3 separate regions of the Mus musculus genome follow, and all the other regions are linked to region 1. A link is a loop called in an ENCODE intact Hi-C map of the cell type or tissue named here. Cell type or tissue: left cerebral cortex. All regions are shown on one strand.

What was found. Hi-C counts contacts between places; a loop is a spot of excess contacts. Peaks named below come from ENCODE experiments on the same cell type or tissue, not always from the same donor. Only the 100,000 strongest peaks of a DNase experiment are listed, where the experiment ranks them.
Region 2: a loop joins it to region 1, with 9 times the contacts of the local background. A loop is called at or near these places in 11 of 42 quality-filtered maps.
Region 3: a loop joins it to region 1, with 2.6 times the contacts of the local background. A loop is called at or near these places in 5 of 42 quality-filtered maps.

Annotation. Positions count from the first base shown.
Region 1 is chr15:64,913,574-64,921,573 of GRCm38, reverse strand. It overlaps Adcy8 (adenylate cyclase 8), which reads left to right. Exons shown (of 18, transcript NM_009623.2): 1 at 1-1,422. The coding sequence starts at 469. Among named protein-coding and RNA genes, the nearest start is that of Adcy8, 4.7 kb to the left of the region's middle. In left cerebral cortex, CTCF peaks have their summits at 521 and 3,591 (motif pointing left); DNase peaks (open chromatin) are centred at 1,275, 1,705, 2,757, 3,576 and 2 more places; H3K4me3 peaks cover 4,315 bases; H3K27ac peaks cover 2,283 bases.
Region 2 is chr15:65,696,904-65,704,903 of GRCm38, reverse strand. No RefSeq gene overlaps it. Among named protein-coding and RNA genes, the nearest start is that of Gm23907, 6.4 kb to the right of the region's middle. In left cerebral cortex, CTCF peaks have their summits at 1,118 (motif pointing right), 3,157 (motif pointing right) and 4,499; DNase peaks (open chromatin) are centred at 1,160, 3,185, 4,416 and 6,143.
Region 3 is chr15:64,702,717-64,710,716 of GRCm38, reverse strand. Adcy8 (adenylate cyclase 8) reads left to right here. Exons shown (of 18, transcript NM_009623.2): 15 at 5,913-6,059; 16 at 6,474-6,566. Among named protein-coding and RNA genes, the nearest start is that of Gm30691, 76 kb to the right of the region's middle. In left cerebral cortex, a CTCF peak has its summit at 3,260 (motif pointing left); DNase peaks (open chromatin) are centred at 3,258 and 4,470.

The sequences.
Region 1 (8,000 bases):
GCCTTTCTGCAGCCGCCGAGACGTGGGCGTCCAGAGTCCAGTGCCGCAGCCAGGACCCGCCCGACGCGCAGCAGAAGCGCGGCGCCCAGGCGCCTCTTGGAGAAGGAAGACTGCGCCAAGACGCTGAGCTTAGAGACAGCCAGGGGGCTGGAGCGCAGAAAGGGACAGCGTGGCTCAGAGCGCTGAGGATTTCGCGGACAAACAGCCACCACTTTCACTGCGTATCCAAGCTGAGCTGATTGGCGGGAAGGTGGCTTGCCAGTACACAGGGGTCCGCTGCATTCTACCAGGAACACCTTGCTCCTGGGCTCACTATGACTTGACCTGTGGGGGCCCTGCTCAGGGCTCCTGCAGTCGAACAGCTTAGGAAAGAAGGGATCGCTGCCAAGCGGCCTTTGGGTCTTTAGGAACCCCTATCACCAACTGACACAACCAGTGTCTGTGCCTCCCTCCCCGCGGACCCAAGCCATGGAGCTCTCGGATGTGCACTGCCTTAGTGGCAGCGAGGAACTCTACACCATCCAACCGACGCCCCCGGCCGGCGACGACGGGAGCGGCTCTCGGCCGCAGCGGCTGCTGTGGCAGACGGCGGTGCGGCACATCACGGAGCAGCGCTTCATCCACGGGCACCGAGGCGGCGGCGGCGGCGGGGTCTCCCGCAAAGCCTCGAACCCTGCGGGCAGTGGACCCAATCACCACGCGCCGCAGCTGTCTAGCGACTCGGTGCTGCCTCTCTATTCTCTGGGCCCCGGAGAGCGAGCGCACAACACCGGTGGCACCAAAGTCTTTCCGGAACGCAGCGGGAGCGGCAGTGCCAGTGGCAGCGGGGGCGGGGGCGACTTGGGCTTCCTACACCTTGACTGTGCCCCAAGTAACTCGGATTTCTTCCTCAATGGAGGATACAGCTACCGAGGGGTCATTTTTCCAACCCTACGCAACTCCTTCAAGTCTCGGGATCTGGAGCGCCTCTACCAACGCTATTTCCTGGGCCAGAGGCGCAAATCGGAGGTAGTGATGAACGTGTTGGATGTACTAACCAAACTCACCCTTTTAGTCCTGCACTTGAGCCTGGCCTCGGCTCCAATGGACCCTCTCAAGGGCATCCTGCTAGGCTTTTTCACTGGCATCGAGGTGGTGATCTGCGCCCTCGTGGTGGTCAGGAAGGACAACACCTCCCACACTTACCTGCAATACAGCGGCGTGGTCACTTGGGTGGCTATGACCACCCAGATTCTGGCAGCAGGCCTGGGCTATGGGCTTCTGGGCGACGGCATAGGCTACGTGCTTTTTACACTCTTCGCCACCTACAGCATGCTTCCCCTGCCTCTCACCTGGGCCATCTTGGCCGGCCTGGGCACATCTTTGCTGCAAGTCACCCTTCAAGTACTCATACCCAGGCTAGCGGTCTTTTCCATCAACCAGGTAACTCCTGCTTGCACTTGCTTTTCAGCTCCACTCCCATGGGTTGTTTAGAAATAACTTCTAGAGAGCTGGGGAGGGGGCATTCTTGTAAGTTTGCTTCCTTAGCTTACTTAGGCTTTGTGCGTCTCGGGGGGGCTGGGGGGGGGAGTCAAGGCTCATAATAACTGAAACAAAACGGCTAACTTTACTCTTCTACTCTGGCTGGTAATTGTCCTCTAACATAAGCCTTTCCACTGACACCCAAAGTCTACAGGACACACAGAAGAGGAGAACTGCCTAGATTTGAGCTGTGGCGCTTTGCTAACTCACAGCAGATTGCTGTAAGGGTTTCTTCACTTGGCTTTCTGCTTGGCTTGTTTCTGAATGGATTTCATCTTTGCTAAACATGGAATTGCAGTGCTGGGTGCCCTCCAATAGGTCCTCCCCATCGTTCTCAATCCTATGACAGGGATTTTATTTGGGTAATGTTAGTGCCCTTGGGGATCTACCGTGGTTTTGTCTCTGATTACAGTGCCCAGCCCCTGATCTCTGAATAAATAAATACATAAATAAATAGGTCTCAGGAATTTCAGGATGGCAGACTCTTGGCAAAGAATATAAGTTTTTATTAATTAAAAGAGACGCTTCAATGTAGATGTCTTTAATGAAATACTTAGATGAAGTCTCCAACTCTGTCACTCTCCTTTCTCCCTTTTCCTCTCCCTCATTAAATATGAATGTGCTTATGTGAACAAAGTTCACGTTGTCTCTGGCTGGGAAGGTAGACAAAGAATCTGTTGTTTAAATTCACTAAAACCAATTGATAATTAATGGCCTGACACTTTGTTTAACAAATATCTGGTACTTAGCAGGGAGAGTGGGTGTGGGGGCTTCTCGTTTACAGAGGGAAACATCAACAGACTCAATTTTGGAAGAAAGCAACTGTGAGGTGCTTGGCTAGGGGCCGTTTTGTATGCATCTGTCCTGCTCTCAACATCTCTGCTTACTCTTGTTGTATTGGATTGATGTTAAAACTCTTCTAGTCATGTATAGTGGGCAATCCCACTGCAAATGACTGATGATCTGCAGATCACTAGCCCCAATAGAAAGCTTTTCCCATCATTGCCTTCTGGGGTTTAATTGGATTGGGGGTCTTTTTCCTTTCATGTTGGCTGTGTCTATTTGCTGCGGCTGCTTATCTGGTTAGTTGGTTGACTGTGCTCTTCAAAGTGTCTCCTCCAGGAAAAGCTAAGAGTATCTAAAGCATGTAGCTGGGATCATTGGGCAGGAAACAGGGAGATAAGAGCCCTGCTGAGAGCTGGGTGGGTGAACTTTTCTGCACCATAGGCAATGGTGACTATTCTCTGGAAAATATCCCAAGCTTTTAATATTTGACGCATAGTAGAGTGTCCCTTGAAGAAGGCCTTAAGGCCTTTGCCTGGGATTGTATAATATTATACAGTGTATAAGCTGTGCACTTCAAATTCTGTGGACACAGATGTCTGAACCCCTAGCATGTAAATCTACTTTCTCCCAAGCACCCCTGTTCTTTTCTTCCTTTTCTTTACTATGTTTCAATGTCAGCAAATCATTGCTTTCTTCTTTTGCCCCTCCCTCTTGTATCCTCCTCATTTGTCTCCTGCTTCTCTCCTCCTTTTTGAAGACCTAACTCGGTCTGAGTTGTTCTCACAATCAACCACAGATATCTGATGTATACAGAAAGACTCATTTACAACCTACTGCCTTTCAACAGTAGCCTTACTTGGTACACATTACTGAAAGACCACATAAAATATGCTGGGGTAGTATTTAGAAAAACACACCCTAAGTGTCAAATTATGAATGTCTTCAAAGTTCTAAGTATAGATATGTTTTTCTTGCCAAGTGAATCCAGCAAGCAAATTCTGGCTCCATATTTGTTTGATACTCTACTCAAATACTACCAGATGGGAAAAGATTAAAAATAACCCCCAATGTCTTCCCACTCCCATCCTATGATAAACAGTTCCCCACTGTGAAAACCAAGACCCACGACATGTAAACTAAGCCTTTTCGCCTTTCTGTTTGGGACAGGTTATTGGTTTAATAGGATTTCATAGGCCAAGTACCCTTTCTGCCACAGTGAAGCTACCTGGGCCATAGGATTCTTCAGCTTGGGGCTGCAAGTTCCTTTAAACATTTTCCTTTGGCGCCCCCTAGGGGTGCAAGTTTCTTAGAGCCTGCAGGAAAGTGGAGGGTTTCTCTCTTTTCTAAACCCCTAGGTTTGTGTTATTTTAGGTTTGGTCTGTTGGTTGGTTTGGTTTATTGGTTTCGGGGGCGGGGAGGGGCGGGGGGAATATGTTTTATTTTGTTTTTCCCTGCTTTAATTTTAAGAAGTACTGGTTTATTTCCCATGTTCAGTGCACAAATCACATGTAAAACTTGGTAAGAACCTCTGAGGGCCACTATAGTGAATTCCTAAGTGCTCACTCACCACAACCTACTCTCTCCCCCAGGGGCTGCTTGTCCTCCTCGAACTCTCCCTCTTCTGCTCTTCTTCAGATCCTAAATTCTCCACCCATCTTTCCATCTTCCTAATATCTCATGAACTTTCATACCTCTTTGTCTTTACATCTGCATTCTGGGTCAATCCCCCGCCCCCTCCCCCTATTCTTCATTTGATCTGGCATGTTCTATTTGTCCAGATTCTCACAAGCCACTCTTCCTGGTGCATGCCTTGTTTGGGTTTCTCTGCAGCAATCACACTGTCTGAAACTATCTTATCATTTTGTTGTGTCTCTTTTGTGTTTACCTGAAGTCTCGATGCTAACAAGAACACACACACACTAAAAGGGCAAGAGATTGCCCTCGTGTTGACGATTTCATCCATAGCACTTAAACAAATACCAGACACAGAGTAGGCACCTAAGGGAATCACTATACAAACAAGACTGCTCATCACATGATTACAAGATATTCAACTTCCCAAACTCTTTGTTGATTAAAGAATCCTCCACCCATGCACATCCATACAAGCATGAATACACAATTAAGTTGTTTGTATATAAGACAGGCTTTTACTTCTAAACACTGTTTGGAGAAACCAAAATACACAGCATGCCATTTGTACAATATTTTACATAGAGCTTAGATCCTTTGTTGGTGTTGCTATACCTGATGATATATAGGCAATATTGCCCTTCATTTTAATTTCGAAGAAGAAAGATCAGATTTTCAGAAACACAGGGGGCTTTCTGAAGCCAGGGAGCTAACAGGTGATAAGTACAGAATTAGAATTTGAACTCCAGTGCTAACTATTCCTCAGCAACCTCTAAGGGCATCCTTTCTGCAGACTAAGAGTAAAAGGGACTCCTTTTGCTAGTCAAGAGAGTACAAGGCCATACACTACATCAATGAGCATTTAATGAAAAATGCAGAAGGGAATTGAGAGAGAAAATGCCAGAAATGGCATAGATTCTTTAAAATCATTCTGCTCAGCTGGGTACCAACTCATCAACTGAAGGCCATAAGCCCTTTGAATATCAGGTCTTTGCATTAATCTTAATTCCCTTTAAGAGGATGGCTCAGGTTTAACTTAGTATTTTCAAGACTCATGGGATTAAAATGAGAATCCAGTGTCAGCTACACCCTGTCAGCTGGCTCACTTCACTGAAAATGTCATCTTCAAAAGTAATAAGCGAGCCAGTAATTGCCTTCTTAATCCAAGCCATGAGTTTCTGCTGCTACTGTCTCCACCCCTAAGAAATCACATCTGTGCCTTGAAAGGGCAACCACTGTGCTTCAAATCTCTGCAGACCCCACCGTAGGAGCAGACAAAGCCCCTTGTGAATATGCATCACAAGTTGATTCCCACTGTGGATATGAATCTTAATCTTAAAAGGCTCACTAAAGAGAATTTTCTTCTCAGCATAGAAATGGTTTGTATTCTTTCTACTCAGGCAGCAAACTAAATCGCTGCCCTCCAAATTCCAACACACAATACAACAAAACACGCACATGTGCACTCACACACACACACACACACGAGAGAGAGAGAGAGAGAGAGAGAGAGAGAGAGAGAGAGAGAGAGAGAGAGAGAAAGTATAGTTCATGGAAAATATAACAAACCACCCAAATTGCCCACATATTTTGTGGGTCCAGTAACACTGGAAATAATGAGAAAACTTCTTAAGTTGCAAAGCCCAATTGTAACATTTGTTTTTTCTAACTTAACACCCTATAAGAGTTCAGTTGCAGGTAGCCTGGCGTCTGCCCTTCAGCCACTGAATTAAAATTAAACTGTGTCAGCCTCACATATGGTATGCATATCAATGACACTGAGAGTCTTCCGCATACTCTCTAGGAAGTTGATATTTCTCCATTTTAAGCCAATTGTTTATCCACCAGTTAGATTTATTAATCAAAAAATGTATTATAAGATAACATTATACATATAAATGAAATATAATAATAAGGTCCCAGATATATTCTAAGCACCATAGCTATGATTAGCGTTTTATTCTAATTTAATTTGATTTAATTTCTTGGGACAGTAAGAGGGGCTACCTAACATTTGAAAATCATCTTGTTCTCATTCTTCAGCTCATTAGACACAGGATGGTAGAAATCATTGCGTTGTTGGAAAACTGAGAGCAGTAATACTTAACCAGAAAGATGACTGCACTGTGCTTCTTCTCTCTCGGGGGATCTAAAATGTTACAGCCAGTGACTAATTAGACGTCTGTGCCCCTTGTCGAAGCAGATAAGGAGATAAGTGTAGAGAGAAAGTGATTTCTGCAAGATAACCCTGTGAGCAGATGCGTACAGGTATGCAAATCCAGATTAATCCTTGTTCAAGGTCATGCTGTCAGTTAGATAGCTCTTTCCTGTCTTAGACAGATCTCATCAAACCGCAGAGACTACAACCAGACAAATGCTGATTAAGTAATGATTCTTGAATTTGACAAATAATGAGACCCAGTTAGACTGCTCTCCTATCAGTAATTGTGTAGGACAGCATGCAGTTGTAGGAGGTAAGATAGAGAGGTGTGATGGGAGCAGTGGGATTTTAGGAGAGAAACTGTGGTTTAAATATGCACTTAAGTGAGGCATTGACCTCAGAGTAAAAACAAAGAAGAGATAATAGAGTTATAGCCTCTCTCTCTCTCTCTCTCTCTCTCTCTCTCTCTCTCTCTCTCTCTCTCTCTCTCCCTCCCCCCCCCTCTCTCTCTCTCTCTCTCCTCGTTTATACAATTTAAACACAAGTGCATTTATACATCTTTGTCTAAGACTAGGGCTCTTTGTATGTAACTCAAATCAAATTAAGAGATTCTATGACTATTTAATGTACAATAAATGACACGTGATTTAAACCACCCCTAACTTGGTAAACATTCAATTTATAACACAGAGCTACCCATTTAAATGGCATGATTGAACTCTCACTCTGACTTAACTCACCTCTCTAGTTACAGTATGCAGTTTCTAACCCCTGACTACCCCTGTTTCTGTACATTCTTTAGGGGTATTCATATGGAATTTAAAATAATAATTGCAACCAGCATGTCTGAAAAATGCCTTCCAAAGGCATATTTGAGTGTTAGCTTTCCTCAGAGGCGCCCCTGAATGCTGCAGAATGGGGCTATTATCCTCCTGCTTGTGAAAATACAAGTCTTCCCTTCATGGCCTTTATTTTCTCTTTCTTCATGTCTGCTGTTCATTCTTGTTACACCTTTCATATTTTTGTTTAAACTATCATCTTGTTTGTCTGCTATGGTGGACAGTGGTTTGGTTTTGTAAAGGATTTGTAATGATGCCAAAATGATCAATTAAATCCCATTGGCCCTGGCCTGTGGGCATCTTTGTCTAAGAGTTGCAAATAGATTTGGTGTCTGTATATTTAGAGAGAGTTGTAAACTGATTGTGTAATATGTGTTGTTCAAGATTAAATTATGAATTTGTTTCCCTTCATATCTGAGTATGTCACCTGACTGCCATCAATGAGCCAGAGCACAATTAGATTAGAACTAGGGGAGGGGGTGAGGGGGGCTGACTCGAATTTTGGAGCAGCAGCTGCAATGTCCTGCTAAGTGGGACGAATGCATTAGTCATATTTACACTCTAATGATTGATGGCATTTAAGAGCTCACCAAAAATAAGTGAAACCAAGCATAAGAGGAAAAGATTAAACACATACACACACTCATACACAATCAGAGGATACTAGTAAAATCATCTGTGACATTTCACTGCTGTCTAAATATTTCTTAGGATTTATTCACATCCCAAATTGGTCCATTTGAGTTGATCCTGCAGGTATTTGTTTCCAGAACACAGATGACAGTTGCAATATTCATCTCAACCCCTTTCTCTCACCAACAAAGGGGCACAACCAGTAGGCCCAAAATAGACAATTGGGCAATATGTCAATTCATCTGACATATTGGTTCTGAAGCACATGTCTGGTTCTTTTTTGTTGTTGTTTTTTCCAGAACTGAAGTAAGAGTCTAAAGTCTAGCAGCAGCATTGGAAGTTGGGGAACATCTGTGACACATAGGTTTTCACCTCAGTCAGACAGATAATGGTTTATATAAATAGCTTCTTCCTCAGGATGAGTGCAG
Region 2 (8,000 bases), 780 kb before region 1:
ATGAGCCTCACATTCAATATATCCTGAATATATCCACTAACCCCTACAACCGAAGCCTTCCTCCTTTTTCTGCCTGTTTAAAAGCTCATCTCACACTCTTCTGACTGTTCTCAGGACATTATGTATATTATGACTTGTGTAGGAGATGTCTAAAAGGCATATGAGCTGAAGCTTGGTTCCATTCCACCAGTGTCCAGAGACGCAGTCTTTGGAGAGTGATGAGATTTTGAAGTCTCCTGTTTCATCTGTGCTTTAATCACTTGATAGATTAGTAGTTCAATCCCTTGTTTGGAGGGATGTGAAATCTAGATGTGGGGCAGACTCCTTGAGGAGTGATTTAGAAGGGCAAAAATCTTGTCCCTGGCTTCTTTGTCTCTCCTTTACTTTCCACCTACACCGAGTTAACCCTTTCTGCTCTACTATACTTCCATCACCATAATGCCATTTTAGACCCAAACAGCGGGCCATGGACTGACTGTAAAGGGTGAACAAAAGGAACCCCCCCCCCTTTTGAATTGTTTCTTTAGGGTATTTGTCAGAGATAAAAATCTGACTAATGGAATGGAGGATGTCCTTCTGAGTACTTCAGTCTGATTTCTTTGCACAGTCCTGTCTGTTGGTAGCACCCTGTCTGTTGGTCTGGACCCTCTCACGTCAGACCTTAAGAAAGTGCAACATCTAAGTCTTTAAGTACCCAGCTTGTAACTTGACTCCACAGTTAGCCATCATCTGTCCTGAATCTTGAGTGCTCTGTCTTGAAGTTAACTGTTTGAAGGCACAACTAGTGCCCTCCATGGCAGAGCAGTACCACCAGCACCTTGCAGTTCTGGGCTTACAGTAGTTGTTCTGTGGTTATTTTCACATTTTGAAATCTTTTTAACTGTGACATTTCACAAATTTACTCCTGTGCTCTGATGTCTTTCTTTGCCTTCATAATAGAATTAAAAAAAAAAAACCCGACATTTAGATTGTATGTGTGCCCCCTCCACTTCTTTTAGACACTCCTGTGTCTAATAAGGCACTTAGCTCTATTTTCCTTGAATGGCTTGTTTAGGGTAAGAACACCTATTCTGAGGAAACGCATAGGCATGGGGAAGTGCTTGCTGATGGCCAGGAGATGGTGCTGCAGGAGAGGCATGCAGACCATAGTATTTTCTTCCACTTTGCAGTGTGGAGGAATGATGCTTTTTCATAGTAATATTTGCTTTCTCTCTCCTTAGGTGGTGCTGTGACAGTGGATCCGAGACTGAAAGAATGTGCAAACTCCAGTGTTGTTGCTGAGAAATATTTAAATATATGCTGCTCTGCAGCCAGGGAGAAAGCATTTCTGAGAATCAGAATATAATAAACCTAATGTTCTCTAGCAACAAAGTCTTCTGACTCCATTACAGGCAGAAAATGGCAGATCACACTCATGAATTACAAGAATAAATTTGCGGGCTGACTTAACACGTATCTTCCAGACCTGCTGTTTTCAGCCACAGCTCTTGAGTCTGCAAAGAAACCACCCCAATTTGGACACTCTAGGCTTTAACTGCAGCCCTATGGCAAGGGGTTTGTTAGTTGGGACGACTCTCTGCTTGTTTGTGTGTGTGTGTGTGTGTGTGTGTGTGTGTGTGTGTTTGGGTGGCCTCCTTGTTACAGCCTTTGACTATTCATTGTTACTGTAGAATGCATCATTTGATCTTTCAGGCTAGAGGGACAAGCACTCTCTTCCTCATTTACTACCTCTTCCTCCTGCACTACCCTGCCTAATAAAGGGTGAGAATTCTTCAGCAAAGCAAAGGGAAGCTCTTATTGTTTAGAATTTAGTTCCAAACTCCATGCTTCTTGTGACCCATTCCTCAAGGTTATTCCATAGAGAGACCTACATATCCTGAAGAGTTTATAAGATCTAGATATTATGTTCGATTCTTTCTGGCATACAACTTAATCTTTCTTGCAGTGTGGTTCACTCATTATCAACGTTTCTACTTGAGTAGAGGAAACAGGCTACATATGAAATGACTCTTCCAAAGGCTCATTCATTGGAAGCTTGGCTTTCATATGTTGACACTAGTAAGACATGATTAATCATGAGGGCATTAACTTCATCAATTCACTGGTGAGTTTACAGTTGAATAGGTTATTAGAAGGCAGAGCCTGACTGGAGGAAGTGGGTCATGGGATATGCCCTGGAAGGGGTTTTCTCATCTCTGGTCTCCTCTTATCTATCTTTGTTTCCTGACAGCCATGAGATGAACACATTTGCACTACCATACACTTATAGCATGATGTTCCAGCCCATCATAGCCCAAACAATGACACCAATATCCATGACCTGAAACTATGGCTCAAAACACATTTTTTTAAAAATGTTATGCTATGTTTTGTATTTTGTTACAGCAGTAAGAAATTACTAACAGAGAGATTTACGGTAATTTGTTTTAAGACCAACATTGAGAAAACAGTATAGCCAGAATCAGGATTCTGACTAGCATCTTATTTTCCCCTATTATACATGTCAAATTAATCTTACCACCTTCTGGTTCTACAGACCTTGATATTCATTTTCACTGTGGGGCCTATTATGTAGCTTCCCCCAGACTCCCTTTAACTATACTTTAGTATAGTTAGGATTTCAGTGCATACCTTCTATTTGCCCTTGTTTATTTAAAAGACAGCCTTCAAAATTAGGCTCTTTGAGAAGTGTTTTATGTGTCAGGTGCTTTTTCTTGCTGTTTCTGCAGGGCTACTGTACCATGTGTAATTGACTTCATCTTGATTTTCATTTCCAATTTTCCCAAAGCATAAAATGAATGACTTCCTCAATTCTACTTGGCCATGAGTCAAGAGGTTGTACTTCATAGGCAATATGCCTTAGTACAGTAGTTTTTACCCTCCTAATGTTGGGACCCTTCAAAACAGTTCCTTATGTTGTGGTGACCCCGGCCATAAAAGTATTTTTGTTGGTGCTTCATCACTGTAATTTTGTGACTGTTATGAATAATAAATGTCTGTGCTCTTCTAATTGTTTTAGGTGACCCTGTCAAAAAGTTGTTTGACCCCCAGATGGATTGAGACCCACAGGTTGAGAACCACTGCCTCAGTAGAAAGAAAAATAAGTCCTTACCTTCTTTAATTTGTGAAAATGTGATGGGGTGAACACGTGTAAGATTCAGAACACTGGGTGGCACTGTTTCCTTTCCAAGAGGACATCCATTCAGAAAGACCATCCTATGATTGCTAAGACCTTAGCTTGAGCCCTGGTGAAATTATATATACCTGGTGAGACAAAGGTGACTCACTGACATGAGAGCATTTCCTTCTCTCCCCTGATGGAATGAATTATGTCCCTGTGGCCTTTTCCAGGAAGATCTAACATACTTGGAGCTATCAGTTGTTCTCAACATTATTGTCCATGTTATATAAATATTTGCTGCTTTCAGGATGACAGTCTGATTTTTGAAGATTAGAACCACATCTACCTTTTTCCTGTCCGTTCTCCCTTTTCCTTTGTGAATTTTAAAATTATTGTTAAGGATCCATCTTGGTACACTCTGGTATATTTCTGCCTTTCTACTATGATCCTGAGTCCTTTCTCTATCTTAGTCGTTAAATTCTGTCCTCCAAAGCATATTCCTGGAAGTCAATTATCAATCAATAGCAAAGATAACAATGAAGATATGGAGCAAGTGTAGAAGCAGTCCAGATAAGCCAGTGCAAGATGATCCCAACACTGCTGGGAGGAAAAGATGACTTCTCCACAGGAATGTGTGGAGCTGGACCATGCTACATCCATTGAGATTCCTTCATTTATTCTAAGATCATTTTTATCCCAAAATTGTTTCTTGGACTTTCGTAGCTTGACCTCAGATTGTGATGTTAAGTAGTAAAACTTCTACTGATCCCAAGTTTAATGCTTTTTTTTCCTGCCATCCTATCATTTATTATTTGTTCATCCAGTAGTTTTGGGGTATCTGCTATCTATGCTGCTGCTAGGCTAAGCACTTAACTACTACCGTCATCAAAATACTACATCTCGGGTTGGGAGGGGGCTGTGCTTTAATGACAGGAGGGAAGGAAAGCAGACAGTGAACACTCAGAAAACAATTTAACTTGTCAAGTGATCATGTCATTCTGGTGTGTGTATGTGTACACAGTCCTTTTATGTGTGCCTTTCCTTGGGTGGGAGTCAAGATAAACACAGGCAAGCTAAGCACTTGCATCATAATTATACAGTTAGAGGTTTCTTGAATATCATGATTCCTTTTGCTCAATGGCTGCCTGCACCCTTCCTTATTTTCTTCCTTCCGGAGGGTTAGAATAATACTGCAGTTCTTTAGGAGTAACTAGCCATTTTCTTCACAGCCCTATGATGTGAGGTGGAGGTACAAAATAGTGGGCAGTGTGGCCCTGCAGCAGATTGTTTATTTAGCTCAACTGCTCCTAGAAAGGAACTCCTCATTAGAAGCAGTCTTCCTGATGTGTCTGAGCTTATCTCTATCGCCCCCTTTCCACGTTCTGCTTCAGAATCGGGCAGAAAAAAAAATTCTGAGAATTTCTGCCAGTGGGTTCTCATTAAGATTGCAGTATGCTTTCCAAACATAGTCCCTCAGAAGTGACCGAGGTAGAGGGAGGAAAGTGAGGCCAAGGACATTTCTGGGAAAGGAAATAAATACATTAGGACAGAGACATGCAGTTATCAGAAGTAAGGTCAGAGGGACAGAGGTCATCCCAGGGGACAGAGAGAAAATCAGAGAAACAGGGGCACAAAACTAGGAAGGTCCTTATGGCACTATCAGGCAATGATGGGGGTGTTCGATTGCTTTCAATATGGGTAACAATGAGCTGTTTGATATATGGAGAATACCAGAGTGATAGCAAAGAGTGAGTTGCACAAGGACAAGCAAAAAAGAACGAAAAGAAAGCACACATTGGAAGTATTGTCAAGAACTAGATGGTTATATTTGGTTCACTGACTGGGTCAATAGAGCATATTAGGAATCAATGTGTGCCAGACCCTGCTCAACTCATACAGCCCTAACAAAACATTTCATAAAGCAGCCACTATTAAAAATTTTTTTCTTATCACTGTGGATGAAGTTTGGAAGATGCTAAATAAGGCTCACTAATTCACTGTTAGGAAGTGGGTATCACAGTTAGTTATTGGTGGGAATTGAAACCAGGGAGCTGGGAATCCTTCAGTAGTACACGTGTTTCACTGTCTCCCAGTGTTAGAGCAGGGGGATAGACTTAACAAAGTCTCTCAGATAGACAGCTCAGAGGTATCATAATCTGGTAGATTCCATTGTAGAGTACTGATATTCCATAGACAACATCCTATCTTTTTGATCTTAACTGAATATGGAACAATAATCATTACTTCTGTAGTATCCTTCAGTTTCTTCCCCAATGAAGGCTGAACTCACCTGCCATATTATCTCAAGCCTTTGTCTTACAATCTGTAACAAGCTTTCTGCTTCTCCTTACTTCTAGACATCTGTGTTAGGCCATGTTTTTGAATTTTGTTCCTGGAGGTGTGGTGGTTTGACTAAGAATGGCCCCATTTGAGAGCTTTGTCACCTGGGAATAGAACTGTTTGAGAAGAATTAGGATTGTGGTCTTGTTGTAGTAGGTGTGGCCTTGTTGAAGAAGTGTGCATTGCTGGAGGTGGGTGGATTTGAGGTTTCAAAAGCCCATACCAGGTCTAGTCTCTCTCCCTCTGCCTACTGCATGTAGATCAGGATGTAAGCTCTAAGCTCCATGCCTTCCTGCTTGCTTCTATGTTTCTTGCCATGACAATTATGGGCTGACCCTCTAAGGAGACTGTATTTTACTTACAGAAAATGTTACTTTCTGGATTTGCCCCTTTCTTTCTGTTTTCTGCAGACTTTGATTTCTACAAACATGTTTCCCAGCTGTCTGGCTGACTGTATGCCTTTGAAGAATGGAGAGCATCTCAGTTACAATTACATTGACGACAACATACCCCTTGATAATAACAATCATTTGGTTATACAAACCAACTTCCAAGAATTCAGACAGAATGCCATGGACTTGACTTCTTTCTGGTATCTGATCTCTGACTTGGGTGACTCAGCCAGCTGAAGGCTGAATCATCTGGAGGTATCTTCATTCACAAGTGTGACTCAGCAGCTTTGCCGAGTTGAGACTGTCAACTGGTCATCTATGTGACTATGCCTTTCAGTATAGTGGCTGGGTTCTAAAAGAAGCATCCAAGGACAAGGAGGAAACCTGCATTTTCCCAACCCATCTGAGAGCCAAGAAATTGAGCTCTATATCCTCTTGTGAACCTTTCTGTGGCAGGAACTGCTTGTGCATCACAAAGAACCCTTTCATTGTAAAGCCCATATAAGCAACAGACACTGAGAAACACCAACTGATGGGTCATAAAGAATCTACCATATGTCATCATGGTAAGTGTTCATCTTTTAAAAGAATACATATATAAATCCAAACAACAGAAAACAATTGACCTAGCTTTGTATAGTATGCTCCCCCCTCTCTCTTTCTCTCTGTGTGAGATAGATAGAAAGATATACAGATAGATCAACTTGCAGAGTCAGTTCTTCTACCATATGGGACTTGGGGATTAAACTCAGATTGCCAGACTTAGAGGCAAGCGCATTTACCCACTGAGCCTACTGACCATCTCTTTCATTCCATTTTTAAGTCAAACTTCTTTGAATAACTGAGTTTTAAGAGTTGTTGGAGCATTTTAGATTCTCCTCATTTTGTTAGGTATGTGGTTTACAAATGTTTCTTTCCATTCTTTTACTTCCTAGATTTTTCTCTTGAAACACAAAGATTTGCTTTTGATAAAGTGTAATGCATTTGTTATTGTTATTTATTACTAGTCATATCTAAAAGAATCATTGGAAAATATAAGGTTATGAAGCTTTACCCTTTTGTTTTCTCCCGAGAGTCCCAGTTTTAGCTCCTATGTTCAGGTATTTGATCCATATTCAGTTGGAGTGCATGGTTGGGATACCACTTTCCTCTTTGTGAATGTGGTATCTCCTTGTCAGAATTGCTTGCCCAACATACCGTTCTTCCAAGATTCAGTTGTGTGGGCTATCCTTGTCGAAAACTAACTGAAAGGGAAGGTAAAGGCTCATTTCTAAGCACTCTCACTTTTAATTTCAAATATTTTTATTAACTAATTTATTTATTTACTTTGATTCCCAATATCAGCCCCTCTCCTCCCAGTACTCCCTCACAGATCTTCCCTCCATTCCCCTCCCCTTCTTCTCTTAAAAAGGGAGTCACCTTGCCTCCCTCCTCCCTTTGGCACATCAAGTCACTGCAGGGCTAGGTGCATCCTCTCCCACTGGGGCCAGACATAGAGGAACAGGATTCAAAGGCAGGCAGCAGATTCAGGAATAGTCTTGCTTTCATTGTTGGGAGAACCGCATGAAGACCAAGCTGTATATATGCTACATGTAGACAAGGGGCCTACGTCCAACCCGTGTTTACTCTTTGGTTGGTGATTCAGTCTCTGGGAGCCCCTAAGGATTCAGGTTAGTTGACTCTGTTGGTCTTTCTGTGGCATTCCTATTCCCTCCAGGTCCCCTAATCCTTCTCCCAAGTCTCCCACAAGACTCCCTAAGCTTGATTTAATGTGTAGGTGTGGGTCTCTGTATCTGTTTCCATTGGCTGCTGGATGGAGTCTCTGAGAGTACAGTTATGCTAGACTTTTGTTTGCAAGCATAACAGAGTATTATTAATAGTGGCAAGGATTGGTTCTTGCCTGTGAGGTAGGTCTCAATTTTGGCCAGTAATTTGTCCATTCACTCTGTTTCTGCTCTATCTTTGTCTCTGCATATCTTGAAGGCAGGACATATTTTGACTTGAAGGTTTTGTGGGTGGGTTGCTGTTCTTATCCTCCCTCTGGGAAATCTACCTAGCTACAGAAAGTGGCCACTACAAGATCCATATCCCCCACTGCTAAAATTCTCAGCTAGAGTCAACCCCATTGCACCCTGGGGCCTATCCCA
Region 3 (8,000 bases), 210 kb after region 1:
TCTCTCTGTCCACATTCATTGCCCTGACCTGCTGGGGGAAATTCCCTATAAAATCTTCCCTCTCATCTAATTGTGGAGGATATAGTGAGAAGGACACAGCAACTAAGACGTGAGTCACTGGTAGTTATCACCTCAAGGACTTGTTTGTGTCCAAGATGAAGTTTTCTCCTCCAATGTGGCAACCTCAATAGTATGACTTACCCTTCCTGCCCCTCATGAAGATGAATACTCACCAGTCTTTATGTTCTGTGACAGTCAGTAAGTGGGTCAACAGAACCATTCTCCCAATTCCTGAGGAAAAACAATGGATTCAATTTTGGTCTCCTATGTATCTCAGCTGTCATCACCTGAGAGCCTGTGCTTATGCGCTTGTCTTCATGGATACTCTCTCCACCAGGTAGCATCTGGCCAAGAGAAGAAATGGCTCTCAGCTACCTTTTCATGCTTGTCTCCCTTCCAATAGATCCAACAGTCAAGAGCTGAACTGAGTTCAAGTTCGGTTGTCTGGTATAGATTCCCTCTAATGTTAAACCAACTTTCCATTCAAGTGTTGATCAAACGAAGTTTCCAGTTGCAATATCCGTTCCTGTTTATCATGACTGGTATTGTCATCATTCCTGAATGAACATAGCTTTGTGACTGCCACTATTAGTAGTAGCTTGGACTCAGGAGTCAAACTATCCAGTTATAAATTCCTGTTCTACCCTTTAACAACTGTGAGTTTTAAGCAAAGTACTTAACCACAACCTCTCTCATCCTCCCTTAGATAAAATAAAGGCCTTAATTATATCCAACTCACATAGTTGTTGTGAGCATTAAGTAAGATGATGCATGCAGTATTCTGCAACGTGCCTGGCATATCATTGCTCAGTAAAAATAGCTAGTGTTATCATTATTTTACATTTTAGGAAATCAGAGGATGGCTAGAGAGGTGTAAAATATCTGCAGTATAAGAGTGAGGACCAGGATGTGGACACTGAACACCCATACAAATCCCAATGAAGAATGATGCTAACTCCAGAACTTGGAAGGCTTAGAGAAGGGGTCCCTGAAGCAACCTGGCTAGTTAGACTAGGCACAGAGTTGATCTCTCAGATTAGTTGAAAGGACCAGTCTCAATGAAAAATATTGAAATTCCAAATATCAGCCTCATACCTGTACACACATACACACATATATGTGTCCACAGCATGCAAACGTGTACACGAATACAAATTCACATACAGGCAAACATCGATGCATACCGCATATTCACAAAAGCATGCAAAATAAAATAAAAAAACTGAGCATACTGAATGCTGGCAAGACTTCTAAATGAAAAGAAAGGTTGGGAGGGATTAGGTGTCAGTAGAACTCAAATGGACAAACACAGTTTAAGAAGCCCAGGGGAGCCATTTCACACAGTGGGGGCATTTATACTATAGAGAATAAAAACGAAGTTGGGCCAGTGGTGGGATTAAAGGCAGTGGTGACATATGCCTTTAATCCCAGCACTTGGGAGGCAGAGGCAGATAGATTTCTGAGTTCGAGGCCAGCCTGGTCTACAGAGTGAGTTACAGGACTGTCAGGGCTATAAAGAGAAACCCTGTCTCAAAAAAAAAAAAAAAAAGAAGTTGGATGTGTAATTATGGAGTCAATTTCAGAGGATAATATTTTTCTCTTCTCTACTTGTTAATAGAAAAAGAGGTTCCTGGGATGAATTGTGCTTCCTCAAAATCCATGTGTGAGATTCCAAGCCCAGTGACATCAAACTGTAGCCATCATAGGAGAGGTAGACATGTCAAAATTAGGCCATCAAGGTGGTCTTGATACAGTCCCACTGGCATCCTTGTAAAACCTAAGGATTATAACTCAAAGTGAAGAATACAGAAAGATGAGTGGGAGATAGGCATGTACTCTCTGAGCAGGAGAACCTATGAATGTCTGAGCCTTGGTCTCAGATTTCCTGCCCCAGTATTATGAAAAAAAAATGCATTCATGTTCCTTAAGTCACTCTGTGATAGCAGCCTTCAGGAAGTAATAATATAGGCAATTGTGTAATAGACTTTTACCCAAAAACCAAAGTCATGTGGAGGATTGATTCTGTGAGCTTACTAACACACATTCTCTAATTTGTGAAGCAGAATCAGCTTCCTCCATGTGTGCATACCCATCCCAGGCTAAAGGGAGTATGGTCCCATGTTAGGAATTCATTTTCTGTTGCTTTTCTCTACTCTACAACTCGGCCCAGCCAGTTGTCACCTGCCTATGCCCCTTTGGATGAAACTAAGTTGACTCACACTTCAAACTCAAGATTGATCGTGAATCAGCAACAGAGTGTTTCTCAAACCTAGGGCATGATAGTGGAAGTACACAAGGAGAAGTGGAATAAAGAAGCCCTAGAACCTTCCAGCCCTAACTCTTGAACTATTAGCTGTGTGACCCAAGGCAATAGCATAACTCCTCTGCCTCATTTTATCTGTGAAGTAAGGATAGAAAATTCCACTGGATTGTGACAACTCACAGGTTCATGTGAAAGAACTCTGTAGATTTTAATGTTTTCTAAAAAGACCAAGAAGTCATTAATTGACATAATAACTATTTGTGGGTGTTTACTTATAATAGATTGTTATGTAAAGGACATCATAATGCGGGACTGCACTAAACACACCAAGAAGAATGACATATATCTGACATCATAGGATTCATGTTTAAAGAAAGAGTTGGATGTTAGAGCAATGATGCTGGAGCAAGGGATGTGTTACAGAACTTCATGTGGCGATTTGAGAGCTCAACCTCCTGCTCCCATTCGAGACCCTAGAAAGTTTGTGCAAAACTCCTCTCCACATGGGTAGTGAAAAGAGGAAACACAAATTTGCCTGGTTAAGGAGCTAACCTCAAGGCTGAAGGGTCAGTTCCCAGCAATGGACAGGTAGGAGAAAGAAATGTACTTATGTGGTAACATAGAGACTATTCGGCTTCCTCCAGGAGCAAACCTTGGAAACTAGAACTTCAGAGGCAGCAACTTCCCTGAAGGAGATTCTAGGAAATACAGAATGGAAGGAAGAGAAAGAATGCACTGGTGTTTGACGCGTTGTTGGGTAGACCTGCTACCTAAATGGGCAATGGGAGCCTAATCGAACCATTTTTGAATGGCTATAAGAGTGAAGGAAGAGGATACAAGACATCACTTCCCATCAGTGGTTTACAGATACCCCTGATTTGGGGACATTAATCCCATGCCTCTTCAAAGCTGCTGGTCACATTGACAGAGTGCCCTCTTGAGGCCAAAGAAAAAACTCACAGGAACCATGACAGTTGGGTAGAGAGAAAATTGCAGGGACACCTGTAATAGCAGCTACAATGGGACACAGAAGCAGAAAAACAGACCAGCAGTATAACTCAGTGGAAGAACACAAACCTTCAAGGCTCTGAGTTCAACATCAATACAAAAACAAAACATAGAAATGCTTGAGTGTTTTAGGAGCCTAAAGAGTCGGAGACTTGTAGACACTTAGATTAAAGGGGTGGGTGGTAGTAAGACCATGAAGATGTACTGTAATGTAGTGTTAGAATTTTATCTTGAAGGCAACTGTGAGCCATAGAGAGCTTTAAGACTGGAGGAATGTGTGATATCCAATATCATATAGATGTCTTTAAAAAGATCGCTCACTGTAGGCAGCATGTGGTGAACACCTTTGAGTAGAACAAGGCTGGAGGCCTATGAGTAGGAAGCTTTCTTAGTGGTAAGTCAAGACACTGGAAAGAGCATTGCTTTTAAAAATAGCAGCAACACTAAAATAGGGTCAACATTAAGGAGCAGGAAAGAGTCAATGATAACCAACACTCCCTTTGTAGATTTCGCAACTCTAGTGTTTCTAACAATTTAGTGGATGAAGGAACAGATGAGTGCTTCATGATAAAGAGAAAACACTCCAGGCCTGTGGAATCATAGTTTGAAGAGTGTCAGAAAAATCCAGGTTAAGCCAAGTCCCAGAACTATTCTGGAAATATGGACTTGGAAACTGTATGGGTGGTGGAGAGGTTGAACATGAATGAGATATGTCCAGCAAGGATGTCCAAAGTGATGCATTCACTGAGTCACAGACAAAATGCTGAAAATAGGCAGGCTTTCTAAAGCAAATCCTTAAAGAGTGCAAACGTGAGAAAACAAGATACTTCACAGAAAGTCAAGAGATTCAAGGTCCCAAGTGGCCAACCTGCTGAGCTATGTGATTGCCCAGTGAGATGGGAACTGCCAAGTGTACATTGATTTTTCCCAATTTAGAGGACTTTCTCTCCACTTGTTTCATCCCAGCTTGAGATGTGAATAGAAACAGACAGAGGAGAAATACAGCATAAGAAGGATGGAAGCCAGAATGAAGGCCAGGTTGATAGACACGTGTGCCTACTGGATCAGGGTATCCTGTTCTTTTTTAGAAAAGACAAAGAGCAGGAAGCAGCATGAAGAGGAAGTGAGTAAGACCTAAGAAAGGAGAGCGTTGGCAGGAAAGGGAGTGATACTAACCGGTTCTGTGTGTCAACCTGACACAAGCTACAGTCATCAGAAAGGAAGGAGCCTCCATTGAGAAAATAATCTCCACGCGATCCATCCGTAGGGCATTTTCTCAGTTAGTTATCAGTGAGGGAAAGCCCAGCCCATAGTGGGTGGTGCTGGTAGTGCTGGGTTCTATAAGAAAGCAGGTTGAGCAAGCCAAGGGAAGCAAGCCATTAAGCAGCACTACTCCATAGCTTCCTCATCTGCCTCCACCATCATGCCCTGTTTACGTTCTTGTCCTGACTTCCTTTGGTGATGAACAGCAACATGGAAGTATAAATTGAATAACCCTTTCCTCCCCAACTTGTTTTTTTTTTTAGTTTGTTTTTGTTTTTGGTGTGTGTGTGTGTGTGTGTGTGTGTGTGTGTGTGTGTGTGTGTTTGGTCATGGTGATTCTATTACAACAATAGGAACCCTAACTAAGACAGGGGTAACGTTGTTGAAGAAATTATAAGGGCCAAGATCCTACTTTTCAGTAAGAGGTAAAACACAAATGGAGTTGAAGATGATTACACATGAAGATGTACGCACATAAGGACTAAAAACAGGGAGAGCTACCTCCCACCCAAAGTTTACTTGGTACAGCAGGAGAAAGATCTTCTATGCAGAAGGGCACTGTGGTGGGTTAAGTGAAGGAGAATGGTGAAACTGCACCAGTCTTTGAGGAGAACAGAAGAATTGGCCAAGGACAAAGGCATACCGTTCACAAGTGCTGGCTTAGCTGAGGTTAAAGATCGCATACTTTTTATTATTCTAAACCACCTAATGATTCTGTGTTCACGGTGCAAGGAATGGACTATCTGTGTCCCTCCAAATTTTCTAAGGTGTATTTATTTTTCTGGACGTAGTCTAGAAACTTATTCCTCTAACTAGTTTCCACCTCCTATTATCTCCCAATAATACCACCTTATCACTCCATGAAGAGTTAACTCATGAGCCCCTGTGATCCAGTGTACCTCTCAGTGACTAGATCCACCAGTCAGAGACCATGTCTTTAACAATGAAGCTGTTGGAAGATTTTATTGTGTGTTCAAACCATAACAATTGGATTAGTGTGCTTATTAAAGAGTTCCAAGAGAGCTGCTTTGCTTCTTCTGGCATGTGTGGACACAACTAGAAAGTAAGTGTTGGATACTTTCAAGCATCTAGAACATGAGAAATACATTTACAGTTTTCATCAACCCACCCTGATGTATTTTCTATAGCAGCCAGTGGGGGCGGGGGAGTACTAAGTCATACATTGCTGATGTACCGTACCTGACATCTCATTTTCTGTCCTGCCACTGGATTCCTGTGCACATGTCTGCCGGGTCCTTATGCACAGGTAGCATCATGCAAAACTCTGATTATCATGTCTGCCTCCTCTCTGTCCCAGGAGCTGTATTCTCAATCCTACGATGCTGTTGGAGTGATGTTCGCCTCCATCCCTGGGTTCGCAGACTTCTACTCTCAGACAGAAATGAACAACCAGGGAGTAGAATGTCTGCGCTTGCTGAATGAGATCATTGCTGACTTTGATGAGGTAAATCTAAGCATCAGAACTCTTGGGATGTTTTATAAACATGTGATAGGTTATTTAATTTTCACAGTCAATTTTTATCTGAATAAATTGATGCCTTGATAAGTGTCTAAAATATAGACTAGTTAAGTCAATCAAAATATTCATCACACCACATTGTGGAAAAACCACTTAAAGTGTAGCCTCTTGTGGACATTCAGGTATACAATACTTCATTATTTAATTTAGTCACCACAGTGTGCAATGGTGTCCAGAACTTTCTTCTATCTACCTGAAACATTCTACACAAATTAAGGATGCTCAACCGTTTTAGTTAGATCTTTCTCCATAGTGCATGGGGGCAGAACACACTTTCAGAGCCCAACACAGTAGCCGTATAAACACAAGGTCTAACTTCATGACCCGGATCCATTGCAGCTGCTCGGGGAGGACCGGTTTCAGGACATTGAGAAGATTAAGACCATTGGTAGTACATACATGGCTGTCTCAGGACTGTCCCCAGAGAAACAGGTAAGGAAGGTCCTTGGACTTGGCCACAAATGTGCATTGGGCTGATTCTTGTCACATGCTGAGGAAGGCTTGAAGAACAATGGGAGGGAGCTGTTGCAGGATTGTCCCTGTCCAATTACATTAGGGCAGCAGGAGGCCTGTGATTGGACAGGGAAAGGAGAGGCAGCACTAAAAGTTGCAAAGACAGCATATCAGGAGAAAGAAGAGGGAAGAAGAATGGAGGCAGATGTGAATCAAAATGGCTTTGACCAGTCACAGGTAGTTATGATAAGGTAGTTATCATAAGGTTAGAATAATTTGGATAAAGCTTTTATCATTATCAATTGGTACTGAAATTATTGTATTGGCTTCTTGTAAATTGAGAATTTATTGATACATAAATCTGACTGATTAATTATAAGGTTCAAGAGTTTTGCTTTACTTGGTTACTGGAATGTGGGAGCGCTGATGGCAGAGAGTGAACTAGCAGCTCAGCCAGATGCTGCAGGGGCTAGCTGGAGAGAGTTACCAGCAGCAGGAGTGCAGGCGTGCAGCCCAGCCCTGCAAGGGATTGGCAGGTTTGAGAGAAACAGGAGCATGGAGAGTTGGCAGGTTCTTTTAAAATATTTCCCATGACAGGGGGCTCTACACTGGGCTATCCTGGTTCCAGGATGTACATTCACCCTTGACCAAAAAAAAAGAGGTTTGATGGATAAGTTGCTTCAGTCTGAATCTCAAACAAAATCTGTGCCACAAAATACCTTGACTGTGATTTAGCTGTGGGTGCCCCCCAAAACTCCCAATACTAGTCCATTTTCTTACTCTTGTTTTTATTTTAACCCTTGAAAACTGTTCCATGGTGGGTGCTAGTGATGGTAGCGGCAGTGGTGGCAGTGGTGGTGGTGGTGGTGGTGGCAGCGGGGAAAGAACTGGGGTGGTCTGGTGGTGGTGGTGGTGGTGGTGGTGGTAGTGGTGGTGGTGGTAGTGGTGGTGGTAGTGGTGGTGGTGGCGGTAGTGGTGGTGGGCGAGGAGGGTGCTGGTGGCTCTGTAAAACGTTGGACTGTGTTAATGGGGATACTAACATCTGCCTTTCAGGGCTAATGGGTGAATTATCTGAGATAACGTTCATGTTCCCCATATAAAGCCTGTACCCTTATAAATATTCAACAGAGGTTAGATGAGTTTGAGTCAAAGTGACTAGGGAAGATGGAATCCTCACTAAGTCATCACTGGACTTAACCAAAGGAAAATGCTCTAAGCATAGCTATGTGAGATGAAACCCACATGTTGGTGTACAAGTGTGACCCTCAATAGCAGGAGTTAGAAAACAAGTAGTTCCAGGCCACATCTGCCCCACTACCCATGTTTGTAAATAAAGTTTTATTGTACACAAGTACTCCCATTTAGTTCTATTTTATCTTTTGCTCATTTAAAACCAAAATGACAACACTGAAG